Regions from separate parts of the Homo sapiens genome. Here region 1 is linked to region 2. A link is an interaction called in ENCODE POLR2A ChIA-PET data of the cell type or tissue named here. Cell type or tissue: MCF 10A. All regions are shown on one strand. Region 1 overlaps MCC (MCC regulator of Wnt signaling pathway). Region 2 overlaps MCC (MCC regulator of Wnt signaling pathway).

Region 1 (2,500 bases), 62 kb after region 2:
CCCATAGTACCTGAAGTCAGTCAACATTTGGATAGCTTTCCATTTTACTTTTTCTTGGTCAAAACATGGCACTGATGGTTTGCTAAGAACCATGGGAGATGGATCATGAGGGTGAGAAGGGAGAGCCTTCCTTATGTAGGGGCTCATGTAGTAGGGTCAGTTACTGATGAGTTCCAGGACTTGCTGGTGACAAGCAGATATCACTGAAGCTCTTCGTAGCTAGAAACCTCACAGATTCTGGAGAATTCCCTTGCCACAGCTGCTTCCGTTCTTGGAGGCTGCCCGGTAACCACCTGTGAAATGATACAGGCCACAGAGCCACCAATTAGATGTTCTGGGTTAAAGAGGTTTCCACTTTCCAGGGCCAGGCGCGGTGGCTCATGCCCCTAATCTCAGCATTTCAGAAGGCCAAGATGGGCTGATCACTTGAGGCCAGGAGTTCAAGACCAGCCTGGGCAACATGGTGAAACCCTGTCTCTATTAAAAATACAAAAATGAGCCAGGTGTAATAGTGCATGCCTGTAGTCCTAGCTACTCAGGAGGCTGAGGCACCAGAATAGCTTGAACCCAGGAGACAGAGTTCGCAGTTAGCCGAGTCGTGGCACTACACTCTAGCCTAGGCAACAGAGTGACACTCTGTCTCAAAAATTAAAAAATAAGAGGTTTCCGCCTTCTGCTTGTCTCTGTGCATTTTTGCCCTTGTTAGGTAATTGCCCGACTGAAGCTTAATACATTTTGGGGCAGAGATGTAAACTCATAAGTACCCAAGTGATGAAACAGCTCTATTTTCTATGCTTCCTCCTTTTGTCTTTAGGTTCAAGAGAATGGCTGCCTGTCTGATGGGAAATTATCTTGCACCATGCTGTGATAGCACTCTGCTAAACTTGACTCAGGAGCTTTCTTGTGGATGTAGGCAGTTGTGATCAAATTTTTGTGTGGAGGGCAGATATCTGAGTGAACTGCCAGGACATGGTCACATGCCTTTGACAAACAGAAATGGTTCAGGAGAGCCACTGAAGCCAAAGCTTTAGGGACGCATGTACTCGGTGCTTCCACAGAGTCTCAGTTCTGGATGCAGAACGCCCAGTGTGGGAGCCAAACACCCACTCTTCAGCTTAAAGGTATTGCCAGCCATCTGGCAATATTTGGATCTGACTCTCAGATTTCAAGTCTTGCCCTTAGAGATAAGTATTCCCAAGGGCTCTTTTCTGGGAGCAAAACATATGAGTTGCTTGCTTATACTGTAACTACTGACCACATCACGAAAAGTCTATAACTTCTTGTCAAATTTTGTAAACAGAGGCAAACATAATAAAGTATGTTAGAGATGAATTTTAAGAACACCAGTAAGGAGAGTTATATATAAAAGTCAGTAAATACTACCTTGAACTGTAACATTTTTGTAGTGCTTTTAACAAACAACACTTATAGGAATGCCCCGAGACCCCGGTATCCCTAGGAAGTGGGTAGAGTAAATATTAGCTTCCCACAAGCAGATAGGGACATGGGTGGGTGTGCATAGCAAAGGCTGGGTACTGTGGGACTTTAATGACGCCACAGAAATAAAAAGCATCCAAGCTTCTCACCATTCATGCAGTTGTGGTTTATCAGAAAATTTTGGAAATGTCCCTTCTTGCCTAAGGAGGTAGGAATATGGTATATTGCCCAATTCTACAAGGAGAGGATGATTCTGCCATGGATTAGAAGTAAAGTCCATTGAAGAAAAGGACAAAAAAGTGAAAGGAGTAAAGGGACCAGTTAGCACCCTATGGCTCCATCTGTCCTTGTTTAAAAGAAGTAGGTGCTGTAAAGAAGAAAAAAGAAATTTAGATTAAGACACTACCATCAATGGTCAAGCTTCTTTCTATGAAGACCAGACCTGCCCATGACTTTGTGCTTAAAAATACTCATTTGTGCATCTTACTAAAAATCCCTAAGAATTTTGTATTGGAGCTTAGATGTGTGGGGTATATCCATCTAATTCTACCATAGTAGCTGTAGCTGAGGTATCATGTACTTGCCATCCCCAGAAGGAAGTACTTTATTTAAGCAATGTGAAGTTGAGCAATGCATAAAAGCTGGAGTAGAATAGAAATGTTATCATTTATGCCGATCTCCCAAACAGTGCACTTTGCTGGCCAGTCTTTAAATTGCCTCTTGCTGCCTGAATAGCTACTATTAAAGAAATGAGGCATTTTGTTTTCTAGACAGCCCTCTGATTGTTGACTACAAACACTCACACAGAGTGCCTGATTGCAGAGCTTTCTGTTTTTTTCCCAGGTCATCCCACAGCAGTTCAAAAGGTGACTGCTCTTGGGGAAGAGGTCAAGTCAATGCATTTTAAGAAACCTACCCTTGTGTCTCCCCATGGCCAGAATGTGACCCCATATAGAGCTTCTGAATTTGTACATTAACCCCCTTGGCACCACACCTGAGCAGTTTGACTGGGTCTTAATGAGAGAACATTTTTTCAAGAACAACCTTTACTTGTTTCTCAGTG
Region 2 (2,500 bases):
TTATTTGTAATCTAGGGATTTGGGGCAGCCAAATATATCTTAGGTGACTCAGGATGGATTTGAATCTAATTCTCAAGGAAATGTTGATTTAATACTAAATGTTTCTGACATGCTGTTGCCATCTGGCTGGAGTTGGGGTGGAGGGAGACAAAGGGACAGTGAGAGAGAGGAGAGAGAAGTCACATATGTGCCAGTTAGTATCACCCCAAAACTATAAATCACAAAGAAATAGCCATTTTATTCCTTTTCTCAATCATTAGATTGTTCCTTGGAATGAGGGCTTAAGATACCCAGGGTTTCAGAGAATCTGTCAAGTTTTAAGGAAACTTCATTGCATTCATATTTGTGTTTGGAGCAGGTAGTATGAATACCTTGGTCACCTTTTCTTAAATTCATGCATTCTAGTCTGAGACATTGAGAGGCATTTGGGGTAGACATTTGAGATGCACATTTAGTTATCTAAGATAATTATAGGAAAACATCAAACCTTTTGGCAACTTTCCGCCCTTAATATGGGTATTTTCAGCTTTTGCAGTTCATGGTAGGTGTTACATACATTTGCCGATATAACTTGCCATGTAAATAAATATTCCATTTGGTTCCAAAACAGTTTGTTTCAAAGAAGCTTGTTTCCTCTCCTCTGATAGCCTCAGATAAAGTGGATGGGCCTATAACACTCATTTCCTCTCTTCACTAATATTAGTGATAGTCAGGTTTATAGAGCACTGCCTGCCTGCTGGCTGCTTTGCTAAGTGCTTTACAGGTATTTCATTTAGCCCTGTAACAAGACTTATAAAAGATTATAAGTCTTTGAAAATAACTGCCTGCTCCATACGCTTCAGACTTCTCCAATCCTGGTTCTGCTCCTGGGTAGATACTTTAAATCATCTCCATTTTATAGTTGAGAAGACAGAATTTAAGGAACCTGCCCCAGGTCACATAGTAACTGGTAGAGCCTGGCTTTAAGCCCAGACCATCTGGCTCCAAGCCTCCTTAAAGCACTCTGCACATGGTGAAGAGTCTGGGTTTTTCTAAAGATCCGTATGAAAGTTCTGCCTCATATAAATATTATATTAATTATACTTAATTTGCAATTCTGTATTCTTGTGTTCAAATGGGTCCTTTCTTGCTTTAATAAATTTTCAAAGTACTTTCCATTAAAGGTTTTTTGAAGTGTTGGTACATTGATGTGTGTATAATTATGCATTAATCTGAATCTGAAAGTTAATGTGAAAAAACTACCAAGTAAACTGACAGAGTCTCTGATCTCAGCTTTTTTGGGCGTGCGAATTCAGAATAGGAAGGCAAAGGGAGTGTTTGGAGATGCCTGAAAGCTGATAGACTTGGGCAAGGGTGTGGACATGTTGACTCACATGGCCTGTTGCTATTATGTGCTAGTGTTCAGGCATCCAATTCTGGAAGATTGATTCCAAAATTATGTAACTGGACTCCTCATTCACCCACTGAAATCCACTGAGACCCAGTATCCCAGCATTGGAAGATAGAATACAACCATACTACATTAAATGGATTAAGCAGAAATGCAAATCTGAAAAGGATTCTGGATATGTTGTTTTCCTACTTCACTGTGGATGGATGTGACTTTCATGCTTGTTCTTTTTTCCCCTGGAGTTTAGAAAATTCAATGTTAAAAGTGATACATTTTATTTTTGCTTTTATTTTAGAGTTTGCTTTAAGGTGAAAGCTAGTTAACAAATAACATAGTATCTTTGTGCTTGAGGTGGTGATAAACTATTTAGGCAATTGTATTTCATAGTTTGAGTCTACATTATAAAACCAGGAGGTTGTTTAGATTCAAAATTATATAGGTCCTGTACAACTTAGTGTCAGTAAGTTGTCAGATATATAGTAAAAACTAGAGATTACTGGGGATTAATAGAGTTGAAGTCTACTAAGGTAGACAATGATTTGGATGTTCATTGGCAACACTGACTATGTGAAATAGCCTTATAATAAATATGACAGCTTGCAAAAACCCACTGGATATCAGCAAAACCATGATATTTGTCTCAAAGTTCAATACATATTTTTGCTATTTCTTTCAGACACATTGGCAAATTGGTAATCACGACTATCTTAGAGACATGACTTGTAACTTTCATAGCTGTCAAGAAAATTTGTTGACATTTTCTTCCTAGGAGGAAATTCCATTTTAGAGATGATATGGGGGAAAGAGGATTAATGAGAAAGCTCATTAACATATTTGCCTGTAGGAACAAAGTGAACATGGGAGACAGCCATGACTAATGGGTGAAACATCACCCATGTCCTGTGGTCATATGAATATTCTGAGTTGTGATCTGGCTAAATAGCAGGTCTCTTTCATTGTAACTTGGTAAGAATATCTAATTTACAAAACTGAAACAAAAGGACACCACTTTGTAAGGATTTGTGTCCTAAGACAGATTTTAGATGGAAGCATATTTACTGGTGATGTGTGAGAATGTAATACAAACTGAACTCCTAAATTAAAGAGTTG

The links. ChIA-PET counts read pairs that join two places held together with the same protein. Peaks named below come from ENCODE experiments on the same cell type or tissue, not always from the same donor. Only the 100,000 strongest peaks of a DNase experiment are listed, where the experiment ranks them.
Region 1: POLR2A ChIA-PET joins it to region 2 with 5 read pairs; 2 of 35 experiments call an interaction of 5 or more read pairs at or near these places.

What each region holds. Positions count from the first base shown.
Region 1 is chr5:113,169,517-113,172,016 of GRCh38, reverse strand. All of the region lies in intron 3 of MCC (MCC regulator of Wnt signaling pathway), which reads left to right. Among named protein-coding and RNA genes, the nearest start is that of DCP2, 190 kb to the right of the region's middle. In MCF 10A, no CTCF peak of the experiment used is centred here; no DNase peak of the experiment used is centred here.
Region 2 is chr5:113,231,299-113,233,798 of GRCh38, reverse strand. The region is part of intron 3 of MCC (MCC regulator of Wnt signaling pathway); the gene reads left to right. Among named protein-coding and RNA genes, the nearest start is that of TSSK1B, 200 kb to the left of the region's middle. In MCF 10A, no CTCF peak of the experiment used is centred here; DNase peaks (open chromatin) are centred at 968, 1,368 and 2,268.